Regions from separate parts of the Homo sapiens genome. Here region 1 is linked to region 2. Evidence: read pairs that join two places in POLR2A ChIA-PET (ENCODE). Cell type or tissue: endothelial cell of umbilical vein. All regions are shown on one strand. Links, peaks and the distances in the headings refer to the core of each region. The heading gives the core; the rest is flanking DNA.

Region 1 (8,430 bases), core at 2,343-7,342, 79 kb after region 2:
CATATTCCATAAGTAGAGTGATATCTACATATGGAGTGTAATTCATAAACTTTGCTGTTACGTTGGATGTCACTTCTTTTTATTTGAATTGAGAATCCATTTCTCCTGACACAATGAGATCACTGACATGTAGTAATAATGAAGATTTCATTATCCCTTCCTCTGTTCACTTTTGAAGAGGAATCTGGAAGGTGCAAATTGATGCCAGTGCAGACAGTAGGCAACACAGTGGTTAAAGGTGGGAGAGTGGTGTGTGTCTAATGTGGTTATGATGACTTAAAAATAAATATCTGGGTCAGGCGTGGTGGCTCACACCTGTAGTCCCAGCACTTTGGAAGGCTGAAGTTGGTGGATCAACTGAGGTCAGGAGTTTGAGACCAGTCTGGCCAACGTATAGTGAAACCCCATCTCTACTGAAAAATAGAAAAATTAGCTGGACATGGTGGTGCACGCCTGTAGTCCCAGGTACTTGGGAAGCCGAGGCAGGATAATTGCTTGGACCTGGGAAGCAGAGGTTGCAGTGAGCCAAGATTGTGCCAATGCACTCCAGCCTGGGCGACAAAGCAAGACTCCATCTCTATAAATAAACAAACAAACAAACAAACAAACAGACTAAGAAAATTGACAAAGCACCTTAATATTGCCCCTCTGTCCTTCATGCTGAGTTCCAGGGAGCCCCAGCAAGAGCAGATTTGGAAATCCCTAGTTTAGAATCTACACCTGGGAGACCCTCACTGAGGAGGTCCCTGAATCCTGCTGTTTCACCTTTTTGATACTGCATCTCTTTGTAGAATGGTATCACTGTTCTCCCTTTCTCAGGCAGTACTATAAAATGAACCAATACCAGTTATTTGAAGGTCCTTCAAACTCTAGAAGAAATTCTTTAATGGTGGAAAGCTGTAATATAAAGTATATATATTTAAATTTTTTATAACAAGTCTAAAGTAGGCTACATGTAGCCTTAGCTTTTTGTTATATAAAGTATGTGTATTTTAGGAGTATCAGCAGAATATTAAGCTGACTCAAAGATTGGAGGTGATATTTTCATCCCTCTCAGTTGTCATTCCATAGCAAGGATTCTTAAAATTGTATAAGCCCTTTTCAAATGAGAAGTTTCTAAAGCCATTTTGATGTATTTCTATAGTGTTAATGAAAGACATTGATAAAAATACATATAGTATCTAAAACTCCATTCTGTTTCAGACTAGTCCATGAATATTCCCCAAAGGGAATGTTAAAAGGGTTGTTTAGATTAATCTTAGTTTCTTTAACTTTCCCTAAATACACCAAGTAATGCTTCTTACTAAAAAAATTAAAAAATTAAAAAATGCTGGCCAGGCATGGTGGCTCACATCTCTAATCCTAGCACTTTGGGAGGCCAAGGTGGGAGGACTGCTTGAAGCTAGGAGTTCGAGGCCAGCCTAGGCAACACAACAAGACCCTGTGTCTACAAAATATATATACTGTTAATTAACCAGGCATGGTGGTAGCACAGGATTTTCTTCTAAGTTACTTTGCAAGCTGGGGACCTGCAGCCAGTGACGCCCTGCCTGGGCCTTGCTTGGCTGTGCTACCTGCTGCAGGAGATGGCCCACCCACTTGGCCCACCTGGGCTGTGTCTGACTTGAGCAGTGGTTCCCAAGTTCTTGTCCTGTGCCCAAGAAGAATGAAGATGCACTGACAATCTAAGAGTGAGCAAGGCGGGTAGTTTTACTGAGTGATTAAAACAGCTTTCAGTGGATGGGGGACATGGGGGTGTCTCCCTACCCAAAGGCAGGAACATCCCCTCAATGTGGCTGAGTTCTGGGGCTTTTTCTGGGCCCAGAATAGGGGAAGGGCAGGCAAATGGGAGCAGAAGTTCACAGTTTGGCTTGCAGGTTTCATCCAGGACCAGCAGGCTGTTCTTTCAGGCTTCGGGCTGTTTTTGGCTTGATGGTGGGGTTTCACCAGGGACCCGCCCCTGTCTGCCTAAGCATTTGGCTGCCTCCTCTTGCTGCCAGTGGCACAGGCCTATAGTCCTCACTACTTGGGATGCTAAGGCAGGAAGGTCAATTGAACCTAGAAGTTCAAGGCTTCAGTGAGCTATGATTGTGCTAGTGTATCCAGCTTGGGGGACACAGTGAGACCCTGTCTTTAAAAAAAAAAAAAAAAAAAAAAAAGGCTATCATCTGCAGCCTAAAAAATTTTATGCAGCTACTCAATACACAATAAAACACACACACACACACACACACACACACACACAACTTTCCTACTTCATTTTGCACTACTTTCTAGAAGGTATTAAAATGAATCAATAAAATTGACATATAACCAAAGTCAGGATGCAAGGGAAAAGCTCCATGATCAGAGAGATATGGTAACAAGAATGAATCTAAGTAAATGAAGATTTAGAACAAACTGCTGACTAGCTTCATAGAAAAAGAAAGTGCTATTGTCCATTAATTCATGTTCTAAGAAGCAGAAAACTTTTCACATACCACACACATGTAGACATCTGTGCTGAGATCTATCTATGCTGAGTTTAAAGTCCATCACTCCTAGTACAACTTGTCCTGGCTGATTCCTATAACAATTTCTTAGTAATGTGTACATGGAATCCTTTGAATACGTATTAAAGAATACTGTCAAAGCTGGGAGGCCTCAAATTTGTCACTGCCACCCATCTCTAAAGCCTACACACACATATCAGCCATACTGGGACATCTTTTTTTCAAATTTGCAAAAGTTATTGGATGCCTGAAATGTGTAAGTTAATGCTTTTTAATAGAAAGGACTCTAGAGTATATGCCCTAATCAGAAACCTCCTCTGGAGGCTCTTGGTTAAAATTGTAAGTAGGGCCACCCCAAGCAAAGTATTTTTTTTCAATTAGCTCAAAATAATCCTGTTGAAAAAAAGAAAACTGAACATTTTGATTAGGAGCTTTAATTAAATATATGTTGAGGTCCAACAATTGGTAATCCCTTTGGTAGAAGCACTATTAATATGTTCCGTTTCACTTCAGCAGAACATGAAAAAGGATGAGGATTGAATTCCTCTGTGGCATAGATTCCTAGAGGGCAGGGAGTTCTAGATCAGAGTCTTTTTAACCAGAGGAATACTTCAAATGCTTCCTAGGGTTCTTTGGTGAGTATTTTGCAAGCAGAGATTAGCTTAAGCATTGCTAGATTTTTTTTTCACTATCTCAAGTTTGCATAAGGATAATATTTCAGAATCTGAATCTAGTTCCTCTTTCTTTATCTGAATTGTATTCTTTAGTTGTATGTATTTGTTCTTAAGTATAGTCAAATATAGTGCCAAAAGCTCAATAGTCTAAGTATTGCCAGCTACAAGGTATAATATATATTTCATTTGTTTTTCCATAACCTAGAATTGGAAAACATGAAAATGAAGACCTGTCATTTACAATTATGCAGCCTCCATCTCTATATTTATTATTCTGCTAGAATGATACTGCTATCGTTTTAGACCTGAAACATTCTCTACCCTGTCCAGCTCTCTGCATATCCCTACCCCCACTGCCCCATAATGGATTAGACTCCAAAGAATATATTTTACTTTGTTGTTGTTCAGTCTAAAGCTCCTTCTCACCCTATTTTCCAAGGAGGCTGTATTGAATAGTGAATGAGAGCATTAGGCTTTGGACCAAATAGACCTAAATAGTTCAAATCCTGGCTGTTCCGGTGACTTAGACATGTTACTTTGGTCAAGTCAGTTAATCAGTTTTCTCATCTGCACATTTAGAATACCAGTATATACTTACAGTTGTGAAAATTAAGTGAGAAATATATTAGGTACATAACAGTGCCTGGAATAAGGGAGAGCTTAATGAATGCTAGTTAACTTCAGATCTATTTCCCCACATATTGAACTATATGGAGGAAATGATAGTTGGAGTCAATTATTTTTCTGTTCTTTGCTCCTTCCTTTTGTGGGAAAAGTAAGACCATTAAGAACATTTTTGCATTTTTTTATAGAGATAAAATCCATATAACATAAAACTCATTATTTTAAAGTATAAAATTTAGTTATTTTACGATATTCACGATGTTGTGCAACCATAACCACTAATTCCAGAATGTTTCCATTATTCCAAAGAGAAATCTCATACCCATTAAGCAGCAGTCACTCTCAATTCTTCCCCAACCCTTATCCCCTGGAAATGACTAATCAACTTTCTGTCTCTATGAGTCTGCCCATTCTAGACATATTATATAAATGTAATCATGTGATATGTGGCCTTTTGTGTCTGGCTTTTTAAATTTAACACAATGTTTTAAAGCTTCATCCATGGTATTGCATGTATCCATACTGCATTCCTTTTTATGCCTAAATAGTGTTCTATTTTATGCATATGCCATATTTGTTTTTCCATTCATTGTTTGATAGACATTTGGATTATTTCCTTATCTTGGCTCTTATTAATAATGCTGCTATGAACATTTGTGCACAGGGTTTTGTGTGAACTTACATTTTCAATTAGGACCATTAAGAATTTGCTTCCCAATATCACATGCTAACTAGTAGCGATTATTGTAATTTTCTATAGCAGACATTCAGAGTCATGGAGGGTGGGGTAGGGGTTGGGAGTGTCTTAAATTTCAGTGACTTCAAACAGTTTGAACACTCTTCTCTTTTTAGAATGCATGCTACAAGCAGATATACTGCCATGCTCTTATCCAGTAATTTAGGTAAAGTTAACTCAATAATAATTATATGCAATTATATAACATACAGGCAAACATATATGCATGCACATGCTGGGCTGAAGTGACTTTTTTAGTACAAAATAAGCTCTGGTCCTGCACTTACTTATTAAGGAGTTTTGTGTATAAAGATATCCCCTTCCCTCTATCGGGGCCCTTTTGGATCCCTTCAGCCTCCATCTTTTCCATTCTTCTGCCCCCATCTTTTCCATTCTTCTGCCCCCAGAATCCGATGCTGTCCTAAGAATGTTTGGCACCAATCATCTTTGAGAAAAGGTTACACAAATTAAATCTTTCACCAGGGACTTACAGTTTAACAATGTGATTCTTTTCCCAGAAGTAGTTCCACATTAAAGGAGAACAAAGTGAGGACAATGTTTGACCCAAAAGATGGTTACTAATGGTGGTTTCTTTACTCACCAGGAAGATATTTGAATCAAGGTCCTTGCCAGTGTTCATAGCTTCCCATTCGGATATGACTCTGAATGTCTGCTGTAGAAAATTACAGTAATTCCCATTAAGGAAATGACTGCTTTCTTCTGCACCAAGATTGTGTTTTCAGATCTTTTTCCATCTTTTGTAAGCCTTCACCCATTTTGATCATGTAAGATATGTATACAGCCTGATTCATATTATTTTTAACTTTTCTAAGGGTGTTCCTTATTAAAGTGTTGGCATTACCCTAGAAGTCCCCATTCAGCAGGGTTAATGCCCCACCTCCCCACCCGCCCCCCCGCCCACACAAAATGCCCCACCCCTGCTTTGACATTTGATACCTTGGACTCAAGTCTTGTTAAGTAACTTTGAAAAAGTTATTTAACCACTCTGAGCCTCATCAGTGTCCTCAGCTCTATGGCAATAATACTAATAATAATGTTAACCCTCCATAATTATTGTGCAGATTAGAGATTAAAACATCTAGCAAAGTACTTGGCACTTGATTAGTGCTCAATATATAGTAATTGTATTATTGCTGTTGCTCACAGTGAGGGGAAGTCAGATGTGGTTTCCTAGGTCCTGCCTATTTACAGAAGGTTCCTGTGTCTGGTGTAGCTTTCTTAGGTTATGCTCTGTCCTCTGATCCCCAAGCAGCTGCCTCTGTCTCTTTATCTCAATCACTTTAACTCCAGATTGAGTTGAATTGAATTGAAAGCAAAGATAAAGGAATAGTAACTTGAAGACACATGATCTACGAGCTACACAAAAACATGTTGAAGGGAAACAGACAACCTAGGAGTCCTGTCATGGTTTCAGTGCACTGGATTGCAGGAAGTCAGAAAACTGGGCTCCAGTTCTGGTTCTGTCATTTGCTAGGTGTAAGATTCTGGGCAAGATTTTTGAACTCTCTGAGCTTCAGTGCCCTCTTCCATAAAATGGTATTAACATTGGTACGACTTCATGCTTTGGGGTAAAGAGGTGAGATACCCTAAATGAATGATGACCAAATAGAGGCAACTGTAAATAAAAGATTTTTTATTTCCCCAGTGACTGAGGGGAGGCTGTTACTGGTTATGGGAACAGAGACATTAACACTCTTCAAAGTGGGGCAGTTGCACATGACAAAGAATTGTCCTGTGGCAGATGTCAGTAGCACTCCTATTGAGAAACACTGCACTTAATGAATATGTTTTTGAAATTTTAACATCTAACATGAAAAATCACTCCAGTGCCCACCAATTAATACATGGATTTCATTGACAGGGGTCTCTCTTCTTGTGTTCTGTGACTAGGATGTCTTGAGCATAATCCTAAACTTTTCATTTTCCCCCAGAAAAATGGACTCCAAAACAACCATTTTTAAGTTTCCCATCTCCTGCTTTCCCTGCCGCCAAATAAATGAACAAATCTCAATCTGAGTAAATCTCAGGAGTTAACAATTGGTAAGAAATGTATCTCAGAAAAATGGTGATTAGAATCATGAAATGAAGCTTGTTAAATGTGTTTTGAGCCCGTTGGAATGCAGGAGTTTTATAAAATACAAGATGGTATTGTTTTCCCCCGAATGTGGGTGCCTCCATGAGTTGTACTGTCGACAGGTTTACATTTTACAGCAGTATGTGAATAGCATGAGAAAAAACAAAACCATCTGTAATGTATCTAGGGTTCTTTTCCAATAAGTGTATTTTTCGATTATAAGGAGCATTAAAGTCACATTATAGAAAATTTGGAAAATAAAGAAAAGAACAGAGGAATCATCTATAATTATTCAACTCCTAAAATAACCACTATTAAAATGTTGATGTATTTCTTTTTAGTGTATTTCACTTGGTATATTCTCGATTTTCAACAACAGTTTTGTCATTGAACATTAAATCTAATACTTATATGATTCCTTTTGAAATTAGAAGTTGTTTTGTGATAAATGTCTTTATGGCTGCAGGCTTTGGGGGGAAATCGTAGGTTCTTGCATTTAAATGACTTTGAACTTAATGATGTGTTGTGCCTTAAAGCAAACAATAGGGAAATTATATTTTCAGCATCTAGAGTTGTTTGTGTTACACTCCGAAGCCACTTCTTTTTTTCCAGCTTTTAATCCCCTAGAGTACTTGAAGGAGCAGAACTATGAGAAGCAACACCACACTAATTTAGTTTTCATGCAGAGAAAGACTCTAGTGCTGGATTCAGATATTTTTGTGAGCAAATAAAAATCTCCGGAGACTTTGTAGCTTAGTGAATAAAGGATTGGCCTCCAACCAAACCCAACTAAATGAATTTGGTGGTCTCAGCTGAGTTTCCAGCAAGTTTTAGCCTGCATTACAAATTCATCACGCACAATTATGTGCAATTTGGCACAACTTCCAATCCCTGCTTAGTAGAGGCCCTCTGTTTGGGACAGAAGGGGAGCATAAAATACTTCTTGTGCCTAGAGGGAGCAGTTCTCTTAGGTCAAGGTTGTGTTACATATGGAAAGGGATGGGGTAGAAGTGTTGTCAAGCACAAAGAATCTAGGAATATGTGGGTACTGAACATTAGTTGTGTTTACCATTTGAAATTTCTCACTGTAAGGTTCTTCATTCAAACAGAAGATGACAGTTCTGACACCAGTGGGCACATAGATTCTCTCCCAGCTAAAACTGGAACAGGTGAGTTAAGATCCATACAATTTTGTTCTCACCTAACACTGGAATATAGAGCAGAATGCAAAAGCAGTTTAGAACGTAGTTGGAAAAAAAACTCAGACCTGATGAAGTGCCTAATATGTTGGAACAAATATATTAGGAATCTCTAGAAATATCACATATGTCTAGTATTGCAGTAATGCAGAATAATTGTTTGATTGAACATAGGCCAACTCAGGAAATGAAAATTTTAGCAATTAACTTACTTTCCATGGTCCATTCTTCTTACATTCCATATATTCAACTTGGGTTTGTTTTAATTATTTGGAGAGAAGTATATTGAATAGCTGAGTGTTCCTTGCTTTGTGTTCTAGTTCTTAAGGAGCTGGCATTTTGCTGGCAGTTCACTCTGCATAAGATGAAATGTATAGATTCCAAAACATATAATCCATAATCAGAGATCGGACCGTGAAGCACCATCAAATGTCATGCATTTTCTAGGTCTGGGTAGCAAGGTAAAGCCAGTCTGTGAGAGGTGCTAATTGATAAATCAAGATTTCCTTCTCTGAATGAGTCTTTCATCAGTGTCTAATTTAACCAGTATTCTGGTTATTAACTGGAATACTGAGACTAGAGTTTGCTGTTAGTTAGGCAAAACCTAAAA
Region 2 (8,430 bases), core at 2,274-7,273:
TTCCTTCGTATTGCTGAGTAGTATTTCATTGTTTAGATGTACCAGAATTTGTTAATCCTTTAGTGAGTCATAGACATTTGGGGCTATTTCCAGTTTGAGACTATTATTAATAAAACTGTTATTACATACTTGTGTGCAGGTCTTTATGTAGGCGTGTTTCTACTTCTCTTGGGTAAATCCTACCTCAGGGTAGGATTGTAGGCTCCTATGATAAATGCATGTTCAAATTTATATGGAACTGCCAAACTCTTTTCAAAAGTGGATGTGCCATCTTGCATTTCCACCAGCAATATATGAGGGTTCTGGTTTCCCTACAAGTGTCTCTTCTGAAAGTTTCTTACTTAAAGTCTATTTTATCTGATACAGGTTTAGCCACCAAAAGTCTTTAGTTATCCCAGTGGTTGTGTACTGATACCCAACTGTGCTTATTTGCCATTTGTATATTTTTTTTAATGAGTTGTTTTTTCAGACCTATCACCCCTGCCCCTTTTTTATTGGGTGTTTGTCTTTTTATTATTAAGTTGAACGGCTTCATTAAATATTTTAGAAAAGAGTTCTTTGTCAGATATATGTTTAGCAAATGTTTTATACTAACGTGTTGCTTCCCATTCCATATTATTAATGGTATTTTTGATCAGCAAAACTTTTAAGTTTTATGAAGTGCAATGTATATATTTTCATTTATGGTTTATTTACTATGTGTCCTATGAAAACTTTGCCTAACTCAAGTTCTCTAAGATTTTCCCATTTTCTTCTCAAAGTTTTATAGTTTCAGCTGTTAGGTTTGGGTCTCTCATATATTTCAAATTAACATGTGTGTTATTCCATTTTGCATCTCTATAAGGGAATACCTGAGGCTTGCTAATTTAGCAAGATGAGAGGTTTATTTTGGCTCACAGTTCTGCAGGCTGTACAAGAAGCGTGCTGCCAGCACCTGCTTCTGGTGAGGTCTTCAGGAAGCTTACAATCAGGGCAGAAGGCAAAGGGGGAGGAGGTGGTGTATATCACATGATGAGAACAGGAGCAAGAGAGGAGGTAAGAGGTGCCAAGTTATTTTAAACAGCCAGATCTGGCATGAACTAATAAAGTGAGAACTCACTCATTATGGTGAGAATAGCACCAAGCTATTCATGGAAGACCCACCCCCAGGACCCAAACTCCTCTCACTAGGCCCACCTCCAACACTGGAGGTCACATTTCAACATGAGATTTGGAAGGGATAAAACATCCAAACCATATCAATGTGTATGCTGCATCCAGTTTTGTTGGTCTCAAGATTTTTAAATTTCCCTTTTAATTTCTTCTTTGACCGATTGGCTATTCAAGAACATGTTTGATTTCAATGTATTTGTGAATTTTCCAAGATTTCTCTTGTTATTTGTTTCTAGTTTCATACTATAGTGGCTAGAAAAGATACTTGATATGATTTTCATCTTCTTACATTTGAGACTTGTTTTGTGACTTCACATATGATCTATCCTGCATAATGTTCTTTGTTCACTTGAAAATAATATGTATTCTGCTGCTGTTGGATGCAATATTCTGCATATGTGTGTTAAGTCCCTTTGGTCTAAAGTGTTGTTCAAGTCCACAGTTTCCTTGTTGATTTTCTGTCTGGATGATCTATCCATTATTTAACATGCCATGTTAAAGTCCCCTATTAATATTGTATTGCTGTCTATTTCTCCCTTCAGTTCTGTTAATAATATTTGGTTTATATATTTAAATGCTCCTGTACTGGGAACATATATATTAAATACTCCTCTACTGGGAACATATATTTATGGTTTTTATATTGTCTTGATGAGTTGACTTCTTTATCATTATATAATGACCTTCTATGTTGTTTGTGATAGTTTTTAACTTAAAGCCTATTTTGTCTCATGTAAGTTTAGCCACCTCTGCTCTCTTTTTGTTACCAGTTACATGGGCTGTTTCTTTCTATCCCTACTCTTTCAGCTATGTGTGACTGTAAAGCTAAAGTGAGTCTCTTGTAGGCAAAATACAGTTAGAACTTTTTTCAGTCCTTTCAGTCATCCTATGTCTTTTCACTGGAGAATTTAATCTATTTACAATTTAAATAATTGCTGATAGGTAAAGACTTACTACTGCCAGTGTGGTAATTGTTTTCTGACTGCTACTTATTTCTGAAGGAACAAGTAATTTATTCTATTATTCCTCTCTTGTTGTCTTCCTTTGTGATTTTGATGATTTTTTTTGTAGTGGAATGGTTTAATTTCTTTATCTTTTTTGTATTTACTATCTGTGTCATTATCGTGAAGCTTACATAAAATATCTTACAATAGTCTATGTTGAACTGATAATTACTTCAACTTCATATAAAAACTCTCCACTTTAATTATTCTTCCCCTACATTTTATGTTATTAGTGCTGCAATTTTCATCTTTTATATATTGTGTATTCATTAGGAAACTATTTTATAGTTATTTTTAATACTTTATCATTAAACTTTTATAAGAATCAAAAGGTATTTATGCACTACCATTATGGTATTAAAGTATTCTGAATTTGACTTTTGATGTTTATAGTGGTTTTTATACTTTCATGTGTTTCATATTGTTAAGTAGCATTGTTTCGTTTTAACTTGAATAATTCCCTTTAGCATTTCTGGTACAGCAGGTCTAGAGGTAATGAACTTCCACAGCTTTTGTTTGTCTAGGAAAGTCTTCATCTCTCTTTTGTTTCTAAAGAATAGCCTTGCCTGGTACAGTATTGTTGGTTGGCAGTTATTTTTTTTCTTTCAGCACTTTGACTACATCACCCTACTCTCTCCTGGGCACCAATGTTTCAGCTGAAAAATCCACTGATAGTCTTATGGAGAGTCCCTTACATGTGACTAGTTGCTTTGCTCTTGCTACTTTCCAAATTCTCTCGTTGTCTTTGTCTTTTGGGTATTTAATTATACTCTGTTTCAGGGAAGATCTTTTTATAATTAATCTATTTGAGTTCTTTTGGGCTTCATAGATCTGGATGTTTATTTTCCACTTCAGACTTGGGATATTTTCTGTCATTATTTCTTTAAATAAGCTTTCTTCCACTTTCCTTTTTTGCTGATTCTCCTGGGAGTCTCATGCAAATTTTGACTTGCTTAGTGGTGTCTCATAAGTTCTCTAGGCTTTCTTCATTCTTTTTCTTTCTCTCTTTTTTCCCTTTTTATTCCTCTGACTGGGTAATTTCAAATGACCTGTCTTTGAGCTCACTGGTTTTTTTTTCTTCTGTTTCATCAAGTCTGCTGTTAAAGCTCTTCATAAAACTTTGCAGTTGAGGCATTGTGTTATGTAGTGCTAGAATTTTTGTTTGGTTCTTTTTATGATTTCTCCCTCTTTATTGAATGTCTTCTTTTGTTTATGCATAGCCCTCCTAATTTCATTCACTTGTATATCTGTGTTCTCCTGTAGCTCACTGAGCTTCCTTAGGATGTTTACAGTTGTCCCTCAGTATACATGAGGAATTGGTTCCAGAACTGCCCACATATACCAAAATTCATTCATAATATAATCCTAGTCAGCCCTGCAGAACCTACATGTATAAAAGTCAGCCCTCTGTATACACAGGTTTCATTTCCTGTGAATACTACATGTTTTATTCATATTTGGTTTTAAAAAAAAAATCTGTGCAGGTGGACCCACAGAGTTAAAATGTGTTGTTCAAGGATCAGCTGTATTTTGAATTATCTAAGTTTGTGGATGTCTATTTCTTAAGGGTCAGTTACTAGTGATTTATTTTTTCACTTTGGTGGGGTCATGTTTCCCTGATTATCTGTGATCCTCTGACCTTGCTTTTGTGTCTGTTCATTTGAAAAAGCAGGCACTTCTTCTATTCTTTTCAGACTGGATTTGTCAGGGAAAACCCTTCACCAATCGGGGAAACATGACACCACCAAAGTGAAAAAATAAGTCACTAGTAACTGGACCTTAAGAAACAGAAATCCACAACTTAGATAATTCAAAATACAGCTGACCCTTGAACAACATGTTTGAACTATGCAGTTCCATCTACACAGATTTTTTTTCTTTAACCAAATGTGAATTAAAAATGCAGTATTCGCAGATTCCATAGTTTCTTGGCAGGCCATCTTGTGGGGCTCACAGGTGCCAGCCTGGCACTAGGGTGGGCCAGCCTGGAGCCTGGGTCTGTGGGTGTTAGCCTGGATCCCGGGGCCACCAGGACCAGCCTGGTGCTGGGGTGGGCCTGGAGGTGGATTATAAGAACAGACCTAGGTCCTCAATCCACGTGCTTGCCTAGAGCCTATGCCTTTTGGGGCAATCTGGAACCTTGTTCCATGGGGCCTGACCTGTCACTGGGGTCCACTAGATAGGCCTGGACTCAAGGTCTGCTGAAGTAGGCTTGAACCCTAGTTTTTTTGAAGCGTGAGGGTATTGGAGCCAGTAGTCTGGAGCCTGGGTCCATGGGACCTGGCTAGGTACCAGGTGTGCTTGGAAAATGTATCTGAGGTGGCTGGTCTGGAGCCTGGTCTCCACTGGTGCCAGTCTGATGCTGGGGTGGGTCTGAATGCTGGGTCCATGGGTGCTGGCCTGAAGTTTAGGGCTGCAGGGGCTTGCTTGGCCTTGGTCAGGCCTGAAACTTGATGCTGACCTGGAACCTAGGGCCTAAGGGGGTGGCTTGGCACTGGGGTAGGCCTGGAACCTGGAGCTATCCATGTAAATTTTAATCAGCTTGTTTATCTCTCAAAAAAAAAAAAAAAGCAACTTTCTTTTTAATCCTACTGGAGCTTTTATTGACTGTGATGTATCTGTAGATCAGTTTGGCAAGAATTGCCATTTGAACAACATTGAGTCTTCCACTTTGTGAACATGGTGTGCCTCACTATTTTGGCAGAGTAGGAGGTTAAGCCTTCTTTAATTTATCTGAGAAATGATTTTTTTGCAGATTTAAGTGCTCGAGTTTTGTACATTATTTGTCACATGTGTTAAGGTTTTTAATTATTTGGCATTATAAATAAATTTTAAAATTTCCTTGTAAAATTGATATTAGTTACGTAGAAATATAAGTGACTTGTCTTTTAACCTTGTACCCTATGATTTTGCTAAATTCACTTAATTGTTCCAGTAGCTTTCCTTTGGATTCCTTAAGATTTTCTGAGACAAATATTTAAGGCTCTAAATCTCCCCATAGTTACTGCTTTAGCTGCATTCCGCTTTTTTTTTTTTTTTTTCCTGAGACAAGGTCTCACTCTGTCACCCAGACTGAAGTGCGGTGGCATGATCATAGCTCACTGTAGCCTTGAACTCCTAGATTCAAGTGATCCTTCCGCCTCAGCCTCCTGAGTAGCTGGGACCACAGGTGTGCACTTCTACGCCTGACTAATCTTTAAACATTTCTTGTAGAGACAGGTGTTCTGTGTGGGAGACGCATGAAGGGAGAAGAAAAGGCCCACATACACACAATACCTTTAAGGGTAAACAAGCTTTATCCCATGTAAATGGCAATGCAGATATAATAAGCAAATGATATAATAAGCAAATGCTATAATAAGCAAATTAATATAATAAACAAATGCTATAATAAGCAAATTGCAATGGGAAGGGGAGAAGGGAAAAGATATATATATATATTTACACTCACCAGACTATGGAGGATTCACCACCAGACTGGGAAGCAAGAGCCTGGGCTCCAGAGTCAGACACCGCACTCACCAGACTATGGAGAATTCAGCACCAGACTGGGAAGCAACAACCTGGGCTCCAGAGTCAGCCACTGATCCGTGCACAGACGATGAGAGGTCTCATGAAGCTTCGGTACAGTCTAGGACTCTAGCTCTTTTTGTAACAAGTTGTTTGGCATGAGACCCAGTCACAAGGGCCCTTCGCGACTGGGCTCAAGAAACACAAAAAGGTCAACTTATTTTTGCGATTGTCTATTGTTTTTCAGTAACTAAGGTATAAGAATAGATTGAAATAGAGATTTCTCTGAAACAACACTGGATGAACGCCTCAAAGGGCTCAGACAACCTGTTCCGGGACCATTGTTTGTGTCCATGTTCAATTGAGTTCACATTTAATATTTAACTTTTTCTCCACAGCAGGGTCTTCCTGTTTTGCTCAGGCTGGTCTTGAACTCCTGGCCTCAAGTGATCCTCCTACCTCAGCCTCTAAAAGTGCTGGGATTATAGGCATGAGCCACTGCACCTGGCCCCATTCTACAAATTTTGATTTGTTGTTTCATTTTTAGTCAATTCAATGTATTTTCTTATTTCTTCTTTGACCCGTAGGTTATTTATTTTTTTAATTTAATTTTATTTTAGATTCAGGAGGTACCTGTACATTTTCCTCACCTGGGTATATTGCATACTGGTGGGGATTGGGCTTCTAGTGTACCCATTACACAAATAGTGGACACCGTACCTAACGTGTTATTTTTCAATCCTTCCCCCGCTTTTAGATTTCCCAGTGTCTCTTATTTCCATCTCTATGTCCATGTGTACCCATTGTTGGTTCTCTGTTTCTGTGTTAGTTCACTTGGTATAATGGCTACCTGATCCATCCGTGTTGCTGCAAAGGACAAGATTTCATTCTTTTTATGGCTGGATAGTATTCCATGGTTTCTATATATCAAATTTTCTGTATCCAGTCAACTATCGATAGACAATTATGTTGGTTCCATGACTTTGCTATTGTGAATAGTGCTGCAATGAACATACAAGTGCAGGAGGTATCTTCTTTATATCATGATTTATTTTCGTTTGCTATTCATGGGTTACTTTGAATTGTAACAATATGTGGGAATTTCTCAGATTAATTTATATGACTCATTTCTATTTAAATTCTGCTGTGGTTAAAAAATAAAATTTCAGCTCTTTAAAATTTATTCAGGCTTGCTTTATGGCTTAGAATATGGTCTGTGCTGGTGAATATTCCATGTGCACTTGAAAAGAGTACGTGGCCGGGTGCAGTGGCTCACGCCTGTAATCCTAGCACTTTGGGAGACAGATGCAGGCAGATCACCTGAGGTCCAGAATTCAACACCAGCCTGACCAACATGGAGAAACCCCATCTCTACTAAAAATACAAAATTAGCCGGCTGTGGTAGCGCAGGCCTGTAATCCCAGCTACTGGGGAGGCTGAGGCAGGAGAATCGCTTGAACCCGGGAGACAGAGTTTGCAGTGAGCCAAGATTGCACCATTGCACTCCAGCCTGGGCAACAAGAGTGAAACTCCGTCTCAAAAAAGAAAAGAAAAGAATATGTGTTTGTTTTTAACCTGAAGTTTTCTATACATGTCAGTTAGTTCTGGTGGTTTATATAGTTTTTAAATCTTCTGTACCTTTTCTGAATTTTTGTCTACCTTTTCTAACAGTTGTTTAAAAGAAGAGAATTGAAATCAACTATAATTTTTGATGTGTCTATTTTCTTTTCAATCTTAATTTTTGCTTCATTTGTTTGGTTGCTTTGTTGTTAGGTGCATAAGTTTATATACTCTTATAATTGGTATATCTTTGATCCTTTATCATTATAAAATACTCCTCTCTTTCTCTAGCAATATTTTTGTCTTAAGATCTATTTTGTCTGATATTAATATCATCTCTCCAGTCTTATGCTCATCCTCTGCGTGATGTATTTTTCCATCCTTTTACTTTAAACCTATCTTTAACCAGGTGTAGTGGTTCATGACTGTAATGCCAGCACTTTGGGAGGCCAAGGCAGGAGGATCACTTAAGCCCAGAACTTTGAAAACAACCTGGTCAACATAGTGAGGCCCCATCTCTATAGAAAATTTTAAAAGTTAACTGAGTATGATGGTACACACCTGTAGTCACAGCTACTTGGGAGGCTGTGGCAGGAAGTTCGCTTGAGCCTGGGAAGTTGAGGCTGCAGTGAGCCATGATTGCACCACTGCAAACCACAGTGGTTGAAGGAATGAGAAACTGTATCTTAAAAAAAAAAAAAAAAAAAAAAAGGCTGGGTGCAGTGGCTCAAGCCTGTAATCCTAGCACTTTGGGAGACTGAGGCAGGCAGATCACGAGGTCAGGAGATCGAGACCATCCTGCCTAACACAGTGAAACCACATCTCTACTAAAAATACAAAAAATTAGCCAGGCATGGTGGCGGGCGCCTGTAGTCCCAGCTACTCGGGAGGCTGAGGCAGGAGAATGGCATGAACCCAGGAGGCGGAGCTTGCAGTGAGCTGAGATTGAGATTGTGCCACTGCACTCTAGCCTGGGCAACAGAGCAAGACTCCGTCTAAAAAAAAAAAAAAGAAGAAGAAGAAGAAGAAGGCTGGGTGTGGTGGCTCACACCTGTAATCCCAGCACTTTGGGAGGCCGAGGAGGGCAGATCACCTGAAGTCAGCAGTTCGAGACCAGCCTCACCAACATGGAGAAACCCCATCTCTACTAAAAATAGAAAATTAGCTGGGCGTGGTCACACATTCCTGTAATTCCACTACTCGG

Evidence for each region. Peaks named below come from ENCODE experiments on the same cell type or tissue, not always from the same donor. Only the 100,000 strongest peaks of a DNase experiment are listed, where the experiment ranks them.
Region 1: POLR2A ChIA-PET joins it to region 2 with 5 read pairs; 2 of 35 experiments call an interaction of 5 or more read pairs at or near these places.

Annotation. Positions count from the first base shown.
Region 1 is chr9:18,354,393-18,362,822 of GRCh38, forward strand. LOC107986990 (a long non-coding RNA gene) reads left to right here. Exons shown (of 3, transcript XR_001746428.1): 2 at 6,479-7,790. It also overlaps a transcript of ADAMTSL1 not described here. Among named protein-coding and RNA genes, the nearest start is that of ADAMTSL1, 120 kb to the right of the region's middle. RefSeq lists an enhancer at 6,714-8,430. In endothelial cell of umbilical vein, for the core only: no CTCF peak of the experiment used is centred there; DNase peaks (open chromatin) are centred at 4,179, 5,179 and 5,779; H3K27ac peaks cover 3,524 bases.
Region 2 is chr9:18,275,694-18,284,123 of GRCh38, forward strand. It overlaps a transcript of ADAMTSL1 not described here. Among named protein-coding and RNA genes, the nearest start is that of ADAMTSL1, 190 kb to the right of the region's middle. In endothelial cell of umbilical vein, for the core only: no CTCF peak of the experiment used is centred there; no DNase peak of the experiment used is centred there.